Linked DNA regions of Homo sapiens: region 1 is linked to region 2. Evidence: chromatin loops called from intact Hi-C (ENCODE). Cell type or tissue: Caco-2. All regions are shown on one strand. Each heading gives the region's core, and the rest is flanking DNA. Links, peaks and the distances in the headings are about the cores only. Region 1 overlaps LOC105374843 (a long non-coding RNA gene). Region 2 holds the start of LOC124906031 (a long non-coding RNA gene).

Region 1 (10,903 bases), core at 1,517-9,516, 52 kb before region 2:
AGCAGAGCCACAGCTGGGGTATGCAGGAGAGGTTGTGGGCAGAGAGTAGATGGTCTCAGAAGAGTCAGCTGTTCCCTCAGGAATTAATGACTGTCAGGCTGTTTTCCAGTTTTTGGTGTTGGGGAGAAAATCTTTGGGTCAGTCTAGAATACCCTTGCAATCATGAACTTCATTTGAGCCTGACCCAAAAATGTGTCTGATGAGTCGTCTTTTTTTTTTTTTTTTGAGATGGAGTCTCACTTTTGTTGCCTAGGCTGGAGTGCAATGGCACGATCTCAGCTCACTGCAACCTGCGCCTCCCAGGTTCAAGCAATTCTCCTACCTCACCCTCCCAAGTAGCTGGGATTACAGGTGCCTGACACCATACGCAGCTAATTTTTGTATTTTTAGTAGAGACGGGGTTTCGCCATGTTGGCCAGGTTGGTCTCGAACTCCTGACCTCAGGTGATCCACCTGCCTCAGACTCCCAAAGTGCTGGGATTACAGGCATGAGCCACTGCGCCTGGCCTGATGAGTCATCTTAAAAAGTCCTCTCATCAGACAGATTTTTATGAACTGACGAGAAAAGATGTCCCAGGTAGAGTCAAGTGAAAGAGGCACAGTGAGTAACAGACAGCACAGTGTGGGTATGCGCACACTTGGCCACACACTTGCACAGAAACACAGACGAAATCTGGAAGAATGTACTAAGAACTGGAAACACCGAGTGTATCTGGAAAGCAAAATGATGTGTGAATTTTTGACTTCTAAAATAAGAATGCTGGCCGGGCATGGTGGCTCACACCTGTAATCCCAGCACTTTGGGAGGCCGAGGCAGGTGGATCATTTGAGGTCAGGAGTTTGAGACCAGCCTGGCCAACATGGTGAAACCCTGTCTCTACTAAAAATACAAAAAAGTTAGCCAGGTGTGGTGGTGCGCACCTGTAATTCCAGCTACTCGGGAGGCTGAAGCAGGAGAATTGCTTGAACCTGGGAGGCAGAGGTTGCAGTGAGCTGAGATCTTGCCACCGCACTCCAGCCTGAATGGCAGAGTAAGACTCTGTCTAAAAAAAATTAAAAACTAAAAAATAAAATGAAATAAGAATGTACATCCATCTCTTGATTTATGTGGTCAGTCCTAAAATGTGTCCATTCACTCAAAATGCTTACTGCAAAACTTCAGAATGAAGATTCTCATACAAAATACGGAAAACGTGAGTGGTATGTTCCAGTTGATGGAAAACAACATATTCAGACTGTCCTTTTTGTCATCTATTAAATGTAGCCAGTAAACAACCCATAAAAATATATATTAATGATTATCAGGAAACAAAAAGTCCCCAGGCAAAGACTAATGAAGTGGCAGGTGGTGTGGCCAGCCTATGACCACGAACTATGTGTTCCTCTATTTTCTCCATTTTAGAAAATCTTGTTTCCAAAATGTTTGTCATGGGTGACGTTTCAGTCTTTGTCCTTTTAAAAATGTTGTGGCTCTGTTGTTTGATAAAGTGACATTTGATTGAAAGATGAAGACGGAGGCCATTTCTCTAAGGGCTGGCAACTTTTGATGATAAATATTTGGCCATGTATTCACCCAGGGCCTCCCAAGGGTATGACTTGCTAGTTGCTAGTCACATAGCCCTACAAGGTAAACCCTGAGAAATGCATGTCACAGAGTGTCATCTCAGACCACCTGGAGGATGCAGTCCCCAGGCTAAGGAAGCCCAAGGCTGGCTGAGAGTTCACTTCACATCACGTGGTACATTTGCTTGTCTCCAGGTCACATGCCTGAACTTCCTGGTCAGAAAAAGGCCCCAAAAAAGTGGGCAGGCAGGTTATTCCAAAACAAGCTTCTATATCTTTTATTTTATTATTTATTTATTTATTTTCAGAAAAAGCCTCGCTCTGTCGCCCAGGCTGGAGTGCAGTGGCGCGATCTCAGCTCACTGCAACCTTCACCTCCCAGGTTCAAGAGATTCTCCTGCCTTAGCCTCCCGAGTAGCTGGGATTACAGGCATGCGCCACCACGCCCAGCTAATTTTTGTATTTGTAGTAGACACAAACACCATGTTGGCCAGGCTGGCCTAGAACCCCTGACCTCAAGTGATCCACTCACCTCGGCCTCACAAAGTACTGGGATTATAGGTGTGAGCCACCGCCTACATATTTTAAAGGAATTAATTTCTTTAATCATTTTTTCTAAAATGTGTATACATTAATCTTGAGTGAACTGGTTAATCAGTAACAGTCCTACTTAACAAAATTTTAAAAGGAGAAGCTCAGGCTCCTGGGTGTCCATGTTTTCATTAGTTGATTTGTTCATTTAGTCACCCAGCTTTGGCTCATTACTGACTGTGATGCTCTAGACCCCATCCTGGAAGGGTGCAGAAGGCATGATGGCACGTAAGCCAAGGCCCAAACCACCAGCACACGCCTCATCCTCTCATCGACTCACAAAACACAAACTCAAAGAGAAAATCATTAAAAATTTCAAGATAAGCCAGGCACAGTGGCTCACGCCTGTAATCCCAGCACTGTGGGGGGCCAAGGCGGGTAGATAACCTGAGGTCAGGAATTTGAGACCAGCCTAGCCAACATGGTGAAACACTGTCTCTACTAAAAATACAAAAATAGCCGGGCATGGTGGCAGGTGCTTGTAATCTGAGCTACTTGGGAGTCTGAGACAGGAGAATTGCTTGTACCTGGGAGGCGGAGGTTGCAGTGAGCCGAGACTTTGCCATTCCCCTCTAGCCTGGGCAACAAGAGCGAAACTCCATCTCAGGGTAAAAAACATTCAAGATAATCAACTCAGAGCATTAAACCCCAAACGTGAGGCCTTTTAAGTGAGGGCCTCACACTGGTCTCAAACATGACCAGCCCTGCTTTATGTTATAATTATCCTTGCACATTGTGTAAGTCAAACCTCCTCAATATAATCAGTGTTTCCCTGAAGGCAGCTCATTCCAGGGCTGGCCCACGAGATGCCGTTTGGTGATATGTGAACAGGCATTTTAAACATTTTAATAGTTTAGTATTGATTTTGATGTGCATTAGAAAAATATGTGATTATCACATTCCATCTATTAAGATAATTGCACAGGGGTACATAGACTCCCTTAGGAGCAAACTTACTGCAGGTAAAAAAATTAGTTACTCTAAAGAAAAATATTAAGTATTTGCTGGGCACAGTGGCTCATGCCTGTCATCTCAGCACTTTGGGAGGCTGAGTCAGGAGGATTGTTTGAAGCCAGGAGTTTGAGGCCAGCCTGCGCAACAAAGCAAGTTCTTGTCTCTAAAAAATGTTTAATAATTAGCCAGACCTGGTGGCACATGCCTGTAGTCCCAGCTACTCTGGAGGCTGAGGTGGGAGGATCGCCTGAGCCCTGGAGGTTGAGGCTGCAGTGAGCTATGATGGCACTATTGCACGCTAGCCTGGGCGACAGAGTGAGACCCCTTCTAAAAAATAAAAGTATTAAGTAAATGATAGTACCTGTAGCGAAATATGGGAAGATGGTACTCAGAGTTTGAGAAATACTACCCAAGACTGTGAGTTCTTTAAGGTGTGGAAGGCATGGGGGCAGCTTAACACTATGCTTGGTGGGTCAATCAGCAGGGGTAGACCTCTTGCTCACCCCTGATCCAGCATCCCAGCGCAGAAATGGTGATATCCCTGGGGGTCTACCGTCCCCCATGGGTTGGGGCAGCAGGCCCATGGAATAGGGAGATGCCCGGCCCAGCACACTGACTCAGCAGCTATAACTCAACATGCTGACCCAGCAGCTATAGTGGGAGGGGATCAGGGCAGCCAGTGGTCTATGGGCTCCGGGGTAGAGGGTGGGGGCCCAGGTGCCTGTGAGGGTCTGCACTGATATTGGTATCCTCGTGCCTGATGGAGCACGGACGTCAATAGAGAACAAAAAACAGGATGACATGCCGAAAGAGAGAGACCGTGGAGGAAAGGAGAAAGCTTTACATTTTAGCACTTTCAGCAACACCTTTTTCTCCCTTTTTAAACAGGGTGCCCACGGTTTCATTCTGCACTGAGCCCCACAAGTTATGTAGCATGTCCTGACCCAAAGCAGCATGTGTCAGGTCTCACTGGGCACATGTCAGGTACAGTTTCCAGGAAGCACTAGAGGATGTGTCTCCTGGTGGTTTCAGGATCCAGAGAAGCTTTGTGGTAGATGCGGCGTCTGTGTTGGGCTTTGGAGCCAGAGGCGATTAAGACCTGCAGGGCTGGGAGAAGACACACCTTGTGGAAATGCCTGGGGTGGGACACTGAGGCTCTGCCTGGAGGATTGCCAAGGTGTGGTCTGGCTGGAGCACAGGTGGGAGATGGGTCAGGAGGTGGGGATGGGAGAGAGGCCCAGGAAAAATAATCCAAGGCTGGGACGGGGCAGGATTTGGCTTCTCATGGTGTTCATACAAGTAACATGTAACAGATTCCTTTCTAAACTTTTAGAGGCCAGGGACTGAATTTTCGCAAGACATAATTTATGAGAAGAGAGTGAGACAAGCAGAGCAGGGTGTGGGGAGAGTTAAGAGCAAGCAAGGCCAGATGCGTTATCCAGGCCAAGAAAGGAGGATCGATTGCAGTTGTCTCCAAAGTTTTTTGGTTATGCACTCATAAAATATTTTTGAGCACACTCCCTAATATGTGTATCTGCTTCTGCATCAATTGTATACTTGCACAACATTATTATTTCTGATGGATGTTATAAAACAAAAGCAAAAACAGAACTTTTAAAAAGGTCATTAAAAATGAGCATAAAAGGCCTGTCAACCATCCTCCCTCTGCCCGGCAGTGGACCGTCAGCTCCTGCCTGTTGGGGATCTCCAGGCTGGCGTTGTGTCTGGAGGCAATTTGCCTGTTTTTATGTCCCCTGTGGCAGCTCGAGACTCTCTTCCCAGATCTTCTCAAGTAGATTGAGGCTGGGTCTCTGGGAAATTTATGTTTTATATGTGTGTGCAGAGCCAGGCAGATGCAAGACAGGGGTGGGGGAGGCAGATGCTGAGTTAGCTGAGTGTCAGGGAAGATCTCAGAGGGGAGTATCAGGGGACCCTCGCAACAACCCAAATTGTTGCCTCTAGGTTGTTAGGGGATGCTGAGAAATCCAGTAACTTGCCAAAGTCACACAGCTGGAGCCAGGATTTGAACCCAGGTTTGGCCAACTCCAGAATCTCCCCTTGTGAACTTTGGGTTCAGTGCCACTGTCAGTGCAGAGCTGGCCATTCCTGGATAAGGCAGGGCACTGGGACTTCTGGAATTGGCACCTTGTCCAGGAGTGCACAAGGGTGTCTCCCACAGCCACCAGGACCTCCAACTCAGGGCTCACTGTGGGGTGGGCTGGCAGGCTGGGGAGCATGGCAGGATAAATTGTCCCTCCCTCTCCCCTCAGGTGGAAAACTCTGAGGAACATTCCCTGTCCTCTCCCAGAGGTGCCCCCAGGTGGGCCTCTGTAACTTAGTGGGAACCCACTTATTAGCACCCCCGTATAGGCTTCTGTCTCTTCCCTTCTATCCCTTCCTTGTCCCACTCCCCACTCCTGGTATCCCTTCTTTAAAAACTACTTGCACACAAATCCTTGTCCTGGCGTCACCTTCTGGGGAGCCCAATGTGAGCAGCCTGCCTGGGAGGGAGCCCTGGGTCTGGAATTCGACCATGGAGCTTGCGTGCCCTGCTCTCTTCTCCTAGGCCATGGCCGACATTACCAATCAATTGCAGCATTGTTTTCTAGAAGCCCAGAGTTCTCAACAGGGCACTTCAAATACATATATATATACATATATATATATATTTTTTTTTTGAGATGGAGTTTCGCTCTTGTTGCCCAGTCTGGAGTGCGATGGCACTATCTCAGCTCACTGCAACCTCTGCCTCCCAGGTACAAGCTATTCCCCTGTCTCAGCCTCCCAAGTAGCTCAGATTACAGGCATGCACCACCACGCCTGGCTAATTTTTTTTGTATTTAGTAGAGACAGAGACCGGTTTCACCATGTTAGTCAGGCCGGTCGCGAACTCCTGAACTCAGGTGATCCATCCACCTCGGCCTCCCAAAGTGCTGGGATTAAAGGCGTGAGCCACCACGCCCGGTCCAAACCAGTATTAAACAATTGTTTGGAGGTGAAAAGTGAGTTGAAACCTATTTGCCAGGGACAGAGTCTAACTGGAATGCCTGCAGAGGAATATGCCCCTTGATTCCAGCACTTAGTGTGAAGTTAACTGATGCCCAGGATAGCAGAACAGGGTCAGGTGAACAGGAAAGAGGAGGCTTCTCCTCATGCACAGAGCACCCCTACCCAGACAGCTTTGGTGACAAGTCCCAGCAGGCCACAGGAATGGAGAACGGCAGTTAGAGGTGACATTAATACCATTCATTAAGTGCCTGATGAGCTAGGCCTTGGGCTGAGGCCCCTTATGTCATTATCACCAATCCTCTTGCCAACGATTCTCCTGGGTCCTCAGTAGGAGGGGACAGTATCAGATGCCAACGGAGGGCTATCTGACGTGAAGCCTCTGTTCTCCCCACCGCACCGCGCTGGGCCTTGAAATTCAGCCCCCAGATTGACCAAACTTCTTCTTATTCAGCATCACACCTTCGGTGACCATACATCCCAGTCTATCCATGGTGGTCTAACTCTCACAGAATTTCCTGCTTTTCAGTCCAGCATTAGGGCAAGAAGCGTATACAGCCAGCAGCATTTGCTGGATTTTCAACATGAATACAATTGCAAACCAGAGAAACAGCATTTGTGAGACTATGTGTCTGATTCTTTTTTTAATTGACAAATGACAAATGATATTTATGCTTTCCAACATGAAGTTTTGATATAAGTGTATATTGTGGAATGGTTAAATGAAGCTAATTAATATATTTACCACCTCACCTACTTATTGTTATGATAAGAACATTTAGCATCTACTGTCTTGGCAATTTTCGGACATACTATACATTACTATTAACTACGGTCACCACACTATACAACAGATCTCTTGAACTTGTTCCTCCTAACTGAACTTTTGTGTCCTTTGACTAATGTCTCCCCAATACCATCCTACCCCATGCCACTATTCTACTCCTAATTTCTATTAAATTATTTTTTTAGATTCCACAAAGAAGTGAGAACATGCAGTATCTGTTTCTCTGTTACTGGCTTATTTCACTTAACGTCATGTCCTCCAGGTTCACCCCTGTTGTCACAAATGACAGGATTTCCTTCTTTTTAAAGGCTGCATAGTATTGTATTATAAACACATATCACTCGCCAGGCGCGGTGGCTCATGCCTGTAATCCCAGCACTTTGGGAGGCTGAGGCAGGCAGATCACGAAGTCAGGAGATCAAGACCATCCTCACTAACATGGTGAAACCCCGTTTCTACTAAAAATACAAAAAAATTAGCCGGACATGGTGGTGGGCACCTGTAGTCCCAGCCACTCGGGAGGCTGAGACAGGAGAATGGCGTGAACCCAGGAGGTGGAGCTTGCAGTAAGCTGAGATCGCACCACTGCACTCCAGCCCGGGCAACAGACGAGACTCCATCTCAAAAAAAAAAAAAAAATCACCTTTTTTTAATTCATTCATTGATGGCATGTCCTGGTTTTTAAACTTAGAGACTGTGATCATCCTTAAGTCTGGGCTTCTGTAGGCCTTTCTGGTGGGGTCTTCTTCTTGTAGGGTTGAGATAGCTAGGCCTTGGGAGAATAGAATTGCTTCCTATCTGGAAGGTGAGATATACAAGCTCAACACATTTGCATGTGTTCTCTCTGCATCTAAAGCATTTCTGGTAAGTGCTTTTTTTTTTAATATTTAAGTGTTTCTGCATTTCCATACAATTTGAATTTATTAGCACTCAGCCCAGCTTGTAAGCAGCTCTGTTTCCTCTGCTTGGGGATGCTGCATCCTAGGCAAGAGAGGCTCCTGGGAGAAGCTGCAGGCACCCACCAGAAACCAAGGCTCACTGCGGAAGCCTTGCCCAATCTCCCCTCCACTCTCCCACGTGGCAGTTCCCAAAAACCCAGCTCTATGTAGACATGGCTTTTGCCTTTGTTTGTTTTTGAAATGGAGTCTTGCTCTGTAGCCCAGGCTGGAGTGCAGTGGATCGATCTTGGCTCACTGCAACCTCCACCTCCCAGGTTCAAGCGATTCTCCTACCTCAGCCTCCCGAGTAGCTGGGACTACAGGCACGCACCACCACGCCCGGCTTATTTTTTGTACTTTAGTAGAGACTGGGTTTCACCGTGTTAGCCAGGATGGTCTCGATCTCCTGACCTCGTGATCCACCCGCCTCGGCCTCCCAAAGCGCTGGGGTTACAGGCGTGAGCCACGGCGCCCGGCCGACTTTTGCGTTTGTAAGGACAGGGAATCTTTCCAGCATTCCAGATTAAAGGCACACCCTTCAACGCCCCCTGGAATGATGACTAAAAGATCAAGCTGGATGCCCCCCAGGACTAAGAGAGATGACAGCCAGAGGCTCCTGGAACACAGTTCCTTGTGTTTGGCACACTCACAGCTCACTGCAGCCACAATCTCCCGGACTCAGCCCCCTACCCAAGTAGCTGGGACTATAGGCACATGCTGCCATGCCCGGCTAATTTTTTAATTTTTTTCCTTGTGTTTGGCTGTGCTGGCTCCACTAGATACTATTCTCCCTCGGGTGTCACTTCACACCTCTCTGGTCTTCCATCCCACTGCTAGCCCGAGATGGCCATATTTGAAGTTCTGGTTTGCCATTAGAGAAGTCTTGGTTGACCTCAACTGTAAAGTGGGGATTCAGGCCCCTCCTTCTTAGAGATGATATAAGATTTAATGAAATGGGAGAGAACCTGGGAGAGCTCTCCCAGTGAGGCCTGCCCTCGGGGTGGGGGGAACGGGCTGCCCCAGGAGAGGGGGCAGAGGCTGATGGCATGTGTTAACTGCCTCAGTGTTAACTGTGAATGGGAACGGTTGTATCTCCTTCACAAGGTATTCTCGTAAAATGCAGATAAAACCAGCCTGACCAAGGTGGAGAAACCCCATCTTTACTAAAAATACAAAATTAGCTGGGTGTGGTGGCGCTTGCCTGTAATCTCAGCTACTCGGGAGGCTGAGGCAGGAGAATCACTTGAACCTGGGAGGTGGAGGTTGTGGTGAGCTGAGATTGCACCATTGTACTCCAACCTGGGCAACAAGAGTGAAACTCCATCTCAAAAAAAAAAATGCAAATAAAAAACTCTACGCAGAAGAATCTGCCCAATAAATGGAGGCAATTAGTTTTCCATTGCTGACAATTGCCCTCTGTCATCCATTCATTCACTCGGTGACATTTATTGAGCTCTTACTATGTGCCCCGTCTCTGTTCTAGGCTCTAGGATGCAGCAGTGAACAAAACAGACGAGTCTACAGAGTTGACATGACATGCAGGGGCCATGGAGAAGGCGAGAACTGTGGAAACGTCGTTGTTGAGTATGTCAAATGGTGATGTGTGCTGTAAAGAAGGAGTGAAGCTGGACTCAGAGCGGACAGGAAGACAGGGGTAGGGGTAGGTCTGGGCTTTTGTACAGGGTGATCTGAGAAGGCCACTTTGACAAGGTGATATGTAAAGTGAGGACACAAGCCCTGTGACTATGTGGGCACAACTCTCCTAGGAAAAGGGAGCAGCAAAGTGCATGGACCCCAAAGCAGGAATGAATATGCTCAGTGCGTCCAAGGAAGAGCCGGGACCAGCAGAGCTCAAGTGGAGTGAGCGTGGGGAAAGAGCGGACCCGGTCAGAGGGGTGCTGGGGACCAGACAACGTCACGCGTCATGGCCATCGCTAAGGATTTGGGGTTTTACTTTGCATGAGATGAAAAGCCACAGGAGGGTTTTGAATAGAGGAGTAGAATGATTTGACTTGAGTTTTTAAAAGGTTTACTCCAGCTGCTTGGTGGAGAGTGGATGGTGCAGGTGAGGGCAGAGGCAGGGAAACCAGTTAGGAGGCTGCTGCAGCGACGTGGGAGAGGACTGTGGGTGGTTTGGGCCATATTAGAAGCAGTGGTAAGAAACACTGAGCTCTGGATGTGTTCTGAAGGTATGCCAACGTGATTTACTAACCGATCCATGAAGGGCATGAGAGGAAGAGAGCAATCAAAAATGACCCCCAGGGTTTTTGTCTGAGCATCTGGAGTTGCCCTTATTTGAGAGTTAGAAGACCAAGAGGGCCGGGTGTAGTGGCTCACGTCTGTAATCCCGGCACTTTGGGAGGCCGAGGCAGGTGGATCACTTGAGGTCAAGAGTTGGAGACCAGCCTGGCCAACGTGGTGAAACCCCGTCTCTACTAAAAATACAAAAAATAGCCAGGCATGGTGGTGGGCATCTGTAGTCCCAGCTACTCAGGAGGCTGAGGCAGGAGAATCGCTTGAACCCGGCAGGCGGAGGTTGCAGCAAGCCAAGATCGTGCCACTGCACTCCAGCCTGGGTGGCAGAGCAAGACTCCGTCTCAAAACAAAACAAAACAAAAAACAAGAGGAACACATTAGGTGGATAGGAGATGTCGTTTGGGTGCAGCCAGGCTGGGTGGCTCACACTTGTAATCCCAGCACTTTGGGAGGCCCAGGTGGGAGGACTGTTTGAGCCCAGGAGTTGGAGACCAGCCCGGCTAACATAGCGAGACTCCATCCCTACAGAAAAATTAAAAAATTAGCCGGGCATGGCGGCATGTGCCTGTAGTCCCAGCGACTTGGGTGGGGGGCTGAGTTCAGGAGGTTTTGGCTGCAGTGAGCTGTGATCACACCGCTGCACTCCAGCCTGGGCATTAGAGCAAGACCTTGTCTTAAAAAAAAAACAACGAAAGTTTGAATTGCCCATTAGACATCCAAGTAGAAAGGTCGAGTTTTAAGTTGGGTATAGAAGTCTGGAGTTTGGGGTAAAGGTCTGGGCTGGAGATCTAGCTTTAGGAGTCCTTCA
Region 2 (10,903 bases), core at 1,464-9,463:
TCACATTGCCATGAGTCCTATATTGTAAATGCCTTCTCCCAGTCTATGCTTATCTTTCCCAGTTTAAATGATGTCTTTTGATGGACAGCAGTTCTTGATCTTAATGTAGTCCAATTTTTCTTTTTTTCCTTTATAATAAGTTATTTTTATGTCGTTGTAAGAAACATTTGCCTACCCCAAGTTTTCTTCTAAAAGATTTATTTTTAAACCTTCCACATTTAGACCTACAATCCATCTGGAATTTTTATGAACAATATGTGAAGTAGGGGTCACAATTTATTTTGTCCATTTGACTATTCAATTGCCCTTCAAAAGACCATCTTTGCCCCCTGCCCCACCATACTGTAGGTGTCATCTTTCCCATCAATCAGGTGAACATATATATTTTGATTGGCAGCTCCTCAATGGCTAATGATGTTGAGTATCTTTTCATGTGCTTATTGGCCATTTGTATATCTTCTTTGGAGAAATGTCTATTAATATTCTTTGTTCATTTTAAAATTAGGTTATTTATCTTTTTATCATTGAGTTGTAGGAGTTCTTTATATAGTCTAGGTACAAGACCTTTATCAAACATATGATTTGTGAAAATTTCCTCCCATTCTGTGGGTTGTCTTTTCACTTTCTTGATTATGTTCTTTGAGGTACAAAGAGTTTAAATTTTGAGTAAGTCTAATTTGTTTCTTTTTTTCTTTTGTCACATGTTTTTAGTGTCATATATAATCCAAGGTCATGAAGATGTATGCCTATGTTTTCTTCTAATAGCTTTATAATTTTTTAGCTCTGACATTTAGGCTTTTGATCCATTTTGAGTTAATTTTTGTATATGGTATAAGACAGAGGTCCAACTTCATTCTCTTGCATGTGGATATGCAGTTGTTCCAGTACCATTTGCTGAAAATACTATTATTTTCCTCATTGAATTGTTTTGACACCCTTGTTGAAAATCAATTGATTATAAATACGAAGATTTGTTTCTGGATTGTCAATTCTGTTCCATTGATCTATGTCTGTCCTTATGCCAGTACCACCCTGACTTGGTTACTGTAGCTTTTTAGTAAGTTTTGAAATTGAGAATTGTGACCTCCAACCTTGTTCTTTTATCTCAACATTGTTTCGGCTACACTGGATCCAAGATGAACAAAGTGTCCTATTGCATAACATACTCCCTTCTTTCTAAGACAGTTGTGGTTTAACAAAGGTTTTGTTGCCTTCGGTTAGCCTTACCACAGGTGATTTGACAATGATCAGTCGTTCTCAGCTGGGGACAATTTTGCACCGCCCTTCCCTCCAGGGGACATTTGGTAATGTCTGCAGAGATTTTTGGTTATGACAATTGAGAAGAGGGTGCTACCCATCTAGTGGGGAGACACCAGGGATGTTGCTAAACATCCTGCAGTACACACAACAGGCCCCCACACCAAAGATTATCTGACCCAAAATGTCAATCGTGACAAGGTTCAGAAACCCTAGACAATAATTATCATGTCTTTTTTTAAAGCTTTCTATGGAAGTCCTGAGTACATGTGTGACTGTTATTTCTTTGAACTCCTTTAGCCTAGAGATACATTTTGAAAATGTTTATTTGTCAAAAATTAATGAAGGAGAATGAACATTGCTACCATTTATTGAAGACCCTTTCTGCCTTAGACACAGTGCTTAACATGTTAATGAGGCCACCAACATTCATTTCATTATTTTCTCCAGAACTTTTCTGCTTTGGGTCAAAGGTTGATATAAAGCTTCCGGAGGAAATGATGAGTACACTGCAATTTTCAAGTAAATCACATAATTCAAAGCAGAAACTATTTAGATTGAGTCTTTAGGCATGAAAATATGTAACATTTCAAAGTTGGATTTTACTCAGATGAACATGTCACATTGTGATTGATAGGAGTACAATAATTTTTCCACCCACTTTTGAAAAAGCTGGAGTCCAAAAGCAAGCCTGGTACTCATCTTCCAGCATCTAGACTCAGGCTGCCAGTAAGAACATTCCCACGATCACTCCCCTGGCCCCCAGTACAGACTCTCCCTGTCTCAGCTTGTGCTATCTTCCCTGCAGGTCTAGGGATTGAACAATGACTTGAAATTTTGAAAAATAGCACTTTCCCAGCTACAGAAAGAAAACAAAGAGAATAAAAATCCTCATAAATGTATAGGGCCATTTGACTCAGGGAGTCCGATAGCATTGTCCAGGGATCAGGGAAGTGGATAGGGATGAAATAAGCAGCTAGAAACCAGAGATGGAATAAGGGTTTTGTATTGTTAGCAAGGTCAGTGTAGGGTGCTGAGCATGAGTCTGAGGCAGTGTCCATATCCAATGGGAGAGAGCACAGCTCTCAACTGAGAACTGGCAAATGCCATATTTGCTATGCCTGCTTGAATGTCTTTTTTTTTTTTTTTTTTTTTTTGAGACTGAGTCTTGCTCTGTCACCCAGGCTGGAGTGTAGTGGCACGATTTTGGCTTGTTTCAGCTCATTGCAACCTCTGCCTCCCAGGTTCAAGTGATTCTCCTGTCTTAGCCTCCTGAATAACTGGGATTACAGGTGCCTGCCACCATGCCCAGCTAATTTTTTGTATTTTTAGTAGAGTCAGAGTTTCAACATGTTGGCCAGGCTGGTCTCGAACTCCTGGCCTCAAGTGATCCACCTGCCTCAGTGTCCCAAAGGGCTGGGATTACAGGTGTAAGCCACTGCATCCAGCCGAATATCTTGCTTTCATTGAGAAAGGCATATTAATGGGGGAAAGTTATTGGCTGTAGTTTATGTCATTTATACAGGGTTAGGACAGAGGTCATCTTATCCTTATTGGCACACACAGTGGGAAAGGGTGCACATCCAGGTGCATGTGGGCCTATGTCACCAGATTTCCACCACACCCACCTCCCCATTGTCCCGTAACACTTGGCCACTGTCTCATCTTTCCCAGTTCTCCCATCCTGGTTGGCTCAGTAGATTAGTTGATTCTCTTTTCAGGTGCCGTCTTTGAATTTTCCACACTCTTGGCGCATGCGCCTCAGCTCCTTGGATATCACCCTGACATTGAGCCCCTGGTGCTGTGCTTGGGACTGAGGGTAAATGACACAGTCAGTGTCCCCAACCCCACCGCATGGCAAAACAAATGCTGACACTTCTAATTGCCTTTTGTCAGCCGGGGAAGTGTTGAATATTACCAGGATTTCAGGCAAAATGACTGGGTAAGAGATGACTTGATACCTGACTTAAAAGAGGACACCCTGATGGGCAGAGCCCCAACTCTGACTTTGCTCTGGCTTGAGACAGTCCTCAGACAGTTCTCTTGGGTGAGGCTGCCAGATAAAACACAGGATGCCTAGTTAAATTTTAATTTCAAATAAACACGGATTTCTTTTTTAGTATAAGCAGGCCCCATTTAGCACAAGTATGTCCTATATTTTTATTTGCTAAATCTAGCAACCCTACTCGCGAGCTAATATTGGGTCGGTCACCAAGTGTACCTGACACCTTGCCGTGGGCCAGGGCTGGGCAAGAGTCAGCTCCCACCTCCCCGTGCCCCGCTACCAGCCCCGACCAGACCTGACTGCACATGCGCACTGAGCAGTACACGCCTGTGTTGAGGCCCCACGGAAGGATACCGGGAGAATGGGCGCAGTTCTCTGGCTTCTGCATGGGGAGGGCCTCCACCTCTGTCAAGGTCCTTGTGGTGGGACTTTCCACAACTGGGTTTGCGGTACTGCCAGGCAGCTAAAGAGAGTGATCAGCAGACATAGGTTTGAAGATTACCCCAAAGGCATTGCGCAAGGTCCGGCCTGGTACACCAGAACACGGCAGCAGCTGGCGCAGCCGGGCACCGAGGAGGGACCTCCCACTCCTGCCCCTTCCCGCGTGCTCTGAGTGACCCTGGGATAGAGAGAGAGGGAGAGGAGAGCCCTTGCTTCTTCCCACCCCCAGCCCACTGGCCACTCAGGAGGAACCCTGAGATGGGGTCAGAACAGGGCTAAGTGGACTCTCTTTGTTCTGCAAGTTTCCTGTGACGCAGCCCCAGCCACACCCTTCTCCCAGGGAAAGTGTCTCGTCCCGCCTGCCTTCCTAACAGGGACCCTTCTTCTGCCACTGGCCTTCCCTGTCTACCTACATGGCTGATGATTTTCATTCCTTATGAAAATAAAGCTGGCTTTAACTTATTTGTAATGTGCACACTTGATGCACAGATTCTAATAATGCCATCCTCCAATAAAAGAAACCAGGGCTCCTTGGAAATGGCCACTAAAGAAAAAAACAAAAACAAAAACAAACAAACAAACAAAAAAAGCCTTTAGACACTTAAAGTTAGTATTATTCAGAGTCTTACAGAGGAATCCAACCCCAGAGGGGTCCTTCAGAGCGTTTCTGTTAGACTGCTCCAAAGCAGTATTTCAGCCCACAGCTTATATACGGGTGATGGAGGTTCTCTGCTTGTGTTCAGAAGTCACATTACAGCAAAATCTCATCAAAGTTTGGGTGGGTAGATTACAGAGGCACAATCATTAATCTTGTCAGATGTTATCAGGCTCATTCCCAGGAAGTTACCTCTCTTGGCAGGGGAAAAGAATCTTCTTATTGCAGGCAGGCCAGATTGCTAGCAGCATGGGGTAGGTCACAACACAAGGCTGCATGCCATTCTCCTGAATAATGATTCATCTCTTGTCAGTGGGCGACCAGTACTGTGGCTTTAGCCATTGAAGAATAGTTGTCCAATTTTGAAGAATTTAGGTAGAGAGAAAGGTAAATGTTTTAATTTTGTTCACAAAAGTAAACTTTATCCAATTGTTGTAAGATAAAAATAGCTCAAAAGAAAAGAAGCATTCTTCACTTTGGAAAACAAAATATAAATAGAATCAGCAATGTTTCAAACAGAAGTCATAAAAATCACTGTAACCTTCCATCAGTTCAGCCCCATGAAAATCGTTTTAGTTCTCCATCAGTTCAGTCCCATGTAATTCTTGTTCTGATTGTTGTTTGGCAATCTTCGTAAATGCTCTCATTAGAGTTCTGGAATTTTTTGTTTAGTCCATTGATCTTAAAGTTACTAGACATCTGTGTTCAAGAGTACTTGTTAAGGCCAGTCACAGTGGCTCACATCTGTAATCCCAGAACTTTAAGAGGCCAAAGTGGGCAGATCACTTGAGGTCAGGAGTTCGAGACCAGCCTGGTGAAATCCTGTCTGTACTAAAAATACAAAAAAATTAGGCAGGCATGGTGGTGCACGCCTGTAATCCTAGCTACTTGGGAGGCCGACACATAAGACTTGTTTGAACCGGGGAGGTGGAGGTTGCAGTGAGCTGAGATCTCACCACTGCACTCCAGCCTGGGTGACAAAGCCAGACTCTGTCTCAAAAAAAAAAAAAAAAAAAAAAAAAAGAGTACTTAGAGAATAATTCAAAACAATAACTGTGGATGACAAAAACTTATAATAGCCATGGTTAAAATCTGATGAAAGTTCTCAATTGAAGAAAATGTAGTTCTTTCTATTACATATAGTATTTTAAGATAACAACCAGAATGATGACAGACAGTGGCCCATCAGGACCATCAGACTTTTATAAATTTTATTTACTCTTTAGAATGCTCACATTAATAACATCCATACTTTGGAAATGTAACTTTGGAAAACATTTAACATTACAATCAAAATTATTTGACAGATAACATATTAGAATATTTTTGAATTTATATAATTATAGAACATTTATATCAATAACATACCCATAAATATAACTGGAAGACCTAGTATCATTTATGATTTGATAATGCTTTCCTTATAATTTACCAAATAAGTCTAATCATTTAACATCTGTGCAAGATGACAGATGCTTTTTTTTTTTTTTTTAGGTTTTTCAGCAACCCCAACTGGAAAATCTCAAAGTTATGTGAAGCCAAAAAAAAAAAAAACCAATTAATTTAGGGTTTTGATCCTGGGGAAACCTGCCAAAGATGTCAAAAGGTTAAAAACATTTAATTGAAACAGAATTGCCGGTCATTGTTAAGTAATAATCATTTAGAAGTTACATTCGGGCAAAATCTCATCAAAGTTTGGGTGTAAGAGTACATCTGGTTATAGATTACAGAAGCATAATTCTTCATCCTGTCATTGTCTTATGTACAGGAAAAGGCAAGGGCTAGAATCATTGAACTTATCTTTTCTAAAAATGTGGTAATCAGGCAAGAGATGTGGGAACCTATTCTCTATCCTGCTTATCATGGTCAAAGCATTCTTCTAGAGGGCTGTGCTCAGTCACTGAGTCAGAGGTTTCTGAACGAGCAGAAGGAGCAAACGTGGCTTTTTTTTTTTTTTTTTTTGACGGTCTTACTCTGTGGCACAGGCTGAAGTGCAGTGGTGTGATCATGGCTCACTGCAGCCTTGAACTCTGAGATCAAGTGATCCTTTCACCTCAGCCTCCTGGGTAGCTGGGACTACAGGCGCATGCCACCAAGCCTGGCTAATTTTGTTTTTTATATATAAGTTTTTGTGCAGAGCAGTGGTTTCACCATGTAACCCAGGCTGGTTTGGAACTCCTGGACTCAAGTGATCCTCCCTCTTTACAGCAAGGGCCAACTATGTGACTAGTCAGAGGCAGATGTTCGCTATTTTTTCTCATAAAGGAAAGATTGATTTTAGGACAGGCAGGAAATGTACAAGATGAGATGAGCCTGGAGCATCATGTAGTGCCAGAAAGTAAGGAAGTGTTTTATACACACACACACACACACACACACACACACACCAACTCACATTGATGGGAAGAGGTCAAAGGAGCACAGGAGCCAATTGAAAGAGCTCCTAAAGGCCAAAGCTGGAACAATTTGAGCAACAAAATAAAGTAATATGGGACTATAACCCAAAGTGTGAGATAAATATTTATGAGTTATACTAATAAAAATAAATGATTGAATTTTAAAATGGAGAAGTGACAGATCTCCCAGTAGAAAAGTCTAAATAACTTATGTAGATAGTTCATCCTCAAGAAGGTAGAGGATAACTCTCGCCTCCTCCATGTGGGCTCTGCATAGTGACTTCCTTCAAAGCATACATGTGTGTGAAAGAGGAAAACAAGAATAACTACAGTGGAGAAACTTCACAAACACTACTTCAGCCAGGTGATCAAGGTTAACATCAAGTGATAAGTAATGCTAATAGTATGCACTCTTGATATGATGTGACGAGAATGGCCCTTTACCTCTGTAGTCTTTCTCCGAATAACCCGTAACCACAGTCTAATCATGAGAAAAACATCAGACAAATCCCAATGGAGGGGTAATCCACAATCTACCTGAAAAGTACTCCTCAAAACTGTTGGCTGGGAGCGGTGGCTCATGCCTGTAATCTCAGCATTTTGGGAGGCCGAGGCAGGTGGATCACTTGAGCCCAGGAGTTCGAGACCAGCCTGGCCAACATGGTGAAACCCCGTCTCTACAAAAAATACAAAAATTAGCCAGGTGTGGTGGCATGCACCTGTAATCCCAGCTACTTGGGAGGCTGAGGTATGAGAATCGCTTAAACCCAGAGGCAGAGGTTGCAGTAAGCTGAAATCACTCCATTGCTCTCTAGCCTGGGTGACAGAGTGAGACACTGTCTCAAAAAAAAAAAAAAAAGAAAAAAGAGAATAAAAATTTAAAAAAAAATTTAACTGTCAGCATCATCAAAAACAAGAAAAAGACAAGGAAAGCCTAAAGAAACATGACAACTAAATGTAATCTGATATTCTGGATGGAATCTTAGTACAGAAAAGGGACATTAGGTAACAACTAAAGGAAATCTGAGGCTGGGGGCAGTGGCTCACGCCTGTGATCTCAGCATTTGGAAGGCTAAGGTGGGTGAATCTCTTGAGCCCAGGAGTTCAAGACCAGCCTGGACAACATGGTGAAACCCTGTCTATACAAAAAATACAAAAATTAGCAGGATGTGGTGATGCATGCCCGTAGTCCCAGCTACACGGTAGGCTAAGGTGGGAGGATCGTTTGAGCCCAGGAAGTTGAGGCTGCAGTTACCTGTGATCACACAACTGCATTTGAGCGACAGCAAGACCCTGTCTCAAAAACAACGATAAAACTGAATGAAGCATGTACCTTAGTTAATAATGCATCAATATTTGTTCATTAATTGTGACAAATGTATCATGTTAATATAAGTTGTTGATAATAGGGAAAGCTGGGAGTGGAGTATATAGGAATTTTGCACCATCTTTTCAAGTTTTCTGTAAATACAAAACTATTCTAAAATGAAAGGGTTATTTTTTAAAAAAGACAAAGGTAGGGGGAAGCTGGCTTTATTGAGTTTTCTGATTATGAAAATAAATATGCAAATTCAAGCAATACAGAAAATACAAAAGCAAAAGTAGCAATTACTTGAAATCTTAGCCTGCCTTTAACATTTTGGTAACTCCTCCCAGTCTGTGTCTAATGTCCACAGAGTTGAATGTGAAAATTTTTATGTAAATCAGATCCTACATGAATTGCTATCCTATCACCTGGTTTTTTCTCCACACAACAAAACATTTGTGTGTATTTAAAGGTTATCTTTAAATGCTAGTATAGAGCTACCTCATTATTTTAATAGTTTATAGTATTCTATAATATTATAATCCACCTGAGAAAGCTTATTTGCCATTTAAGTGTGTTTATTTTCTCCTCTGAAAAACACTGCATTCACATGCATATACAAACATCCTTGAACCTGTCCTTTGGTATTCATGGGGGCTTGGATCCAGGACCTCTCATGGATACCAATATTCCTGGATCTTCAAGTCCCTGATATAGAGTAGCAAAGTATTTGCATATAACCTATGCACATCCTCCAGTGTACTTTAATTCATCTCTAAATTACTTATAATGGCTAGTACAATGTAAATTCTATGTAAATTGTTGTTATACTGTATTGTTTAGGAAATTACAAGAAAAGAAGTCTGAATATGTTCAGAACAGACACAGTTTTTGTTTGTTTGTTTGTTTGTTTGTTTGTTTTTGAGGCAGTCTCGCTCTTTTGCCCAGGCTGGAATGCAGTGGCACAATTTTGGCTCACTGCAACTTCCACCTCCCCAGTTCAAGTGATTCTCTTGCCTCAGCCTCCCGAGTAGCTGGGACTATAGGCGTGTGCCACCACGCCCGGCTAATTTTTTGTGTGTTTGTTTTTTTTTAGTAGAGATGGGGTTTAACCATGTTAGCCAGATGATCTCAATTTCTTGACCTTGTGATCCACCCACCTCGGCCTCCAAAAGTGCTGAGATTACAGGCATGAGCCACTGTGCCTGGCCACAGTTTTTTTTTTTTTTAAGTGAATGTTTTTGATCTGAGATTGGCTGAATCTACAGATGCAGAACCCATGGATCTGGACAGCCGACTGTACTTACATAAACTCCTGGATCTGGAGAGCCAACTGAACTTACATAAATTCCTGGATCAGGGAATGAACATTTACTATCTTGGTAGAGATTGCCAGGTAGCCTACAGAAGCATTGCTTCATTTTTCACTCCCATCACCAGTGCATGACAGTACCTGTTTCCCCACACCTTGCCAATATTGCATGTTGTCATTCTTCTTAATATTTGTCAATCTGATAGTCGAAGATAGCTGCTGATTTCCATCTAGTGTTGTTGGCCTATCTTTCAAGCCTGTGTTCCCACATTTCTGTTGTGAAATTACCATACTTACTCCATGTTCTAGCCTTTAACTGGCCCGTCGGTCCAATGGTTGAGTCAAGCCACTAGAAAAAGATCTTGGAAGTCAGGGCCATTATAATTCAAGATTTCCTTTCCCTTTCCAGGGCCTCAAGTATTCTGGGAAGGTACAGGGCAGCCAAAAAAAATTATTGTTGAAATGAATAGCCCTAAGCCAATGACTGCATGAAGGGTGAGTGTGTTGTTGGGGCCTGAGTAGCTGGGAATTGAGTGTGTTCAGCAGGGTGGCCCTTTGTAGACCAGGCTCCTTACTTGGGAGGGGCTCCACAGCCCCCAGGAAGATGGTGCTGCCTGAATGGACATGTTTTCCTGGGGGACCCATTCCCTGGTCACAACTGATTGAACCAGAGGAGGGAACTGATCCAAGCTGAGCATTCAGATTCTCTCTCTGGAATTTGAAATAACAGACACAGAAACCAGTTAAGTAATGTGGGCCATTGGAGTTGTAAGATCAGGGAGAGTTGAGGCCATTTTTGGTACCATGGTAACCCAAAACAATGAGTTATTGCAGATTAGGAGATTTTCAAGGCCATAAAACAAGCTAAGAGAGGCAGAAATGAGGAACACGGGGAGGGAGGGATTGAGAGAAAGAATCAGAGAATAAAAAGCTGTGTGGCTTCCCCAGGTCCTGTGGGCCCTGGCTATATTTCTTGGAGGTGTGCTCCCTGGGGTTACCTTGTGTGCATCTTCACAATAAATTATTTCAGGAACTCATCCTTAACCAAGACCAAAATAATGGCTCAAGTCCAACAACTCTTTTTGCTTATTCTTCACAGTTTCCAAACAACTTTCATATAAACGAACTAAATCCTGATAAACTAATATTATACGGATACATATTTGTAAGTGTATATTTATCCATTATAAATGCATGGTTAGCAAGTAGTTATTGATTAACCATAGTGTGTCTGGCACTGAGCTGGGAACCACAGACACACTAGAAGAGTAAAGACACAATTCCTCACCCCAAGGAGCATTGATGGGAGATAAGCTAACAACAAGTGATATCATGTGGTAATTACTAAATGCAAGAGACTTGGGAAAGGTCAGAATTACTGTGGGGCAAAAAAGTCAGAAAATTTCTTACAAGTAGGGAAACTTGAACTGGGATTTGAGTGGGCAAATGTTGAATAAAAAGAAGAAAAAAATGAGGACATTCCTGGAGAGGTAGAAGAAGAAACAAACAGTCCTCTAACATGTTGCCATTT

Evidence for each region. Peaks named below come from ENCODE experiments on the same cell type or tissue, not always from the same donor. Only the 100,000 strongest peaks of a DNase experiment are listed, where the experiment ranks them.
Region 1: a loop joins it to region 2, with 7 times the contacts of the local background. A loop is called at or near these places in 6 of 110 quality-filtered maps.

Annotation. Positions count from the first base shown.
Region 1 is chr2:85,981,909-85,992,811 of GRCh38, reverse strand. LOC105374843 (a long non-coding RNA gene) reads left to right here. Exons shown (of 3, transcript XR_940318.3): 3 at 9,323-10,903. Among named protein-coding and RNA genes, the nearest start is that of ST3GAL5-AS1, 98 kb to the right of the region's middle. In Caco-2, for the core only: no CTCF peak of the experiment used is centred there; no DNase peak of the experiment used is centred there.
Region 2 is chr2:85,929,622-85,940,524 of GRCh38, reverse strand. LOC124906031 (a long non-coding RNA gene) reads left to right here and starts at 2,974. Exons shown (of 2, transcript XR_007087120.1): 1 at 2,974-3,199; 2 at 5,853-5,897. In Caco-2, for the core only: no CTCF peak of the experiment used is centred there; DNase peaks (open chromatin) are centred at 4,594 and 6,276.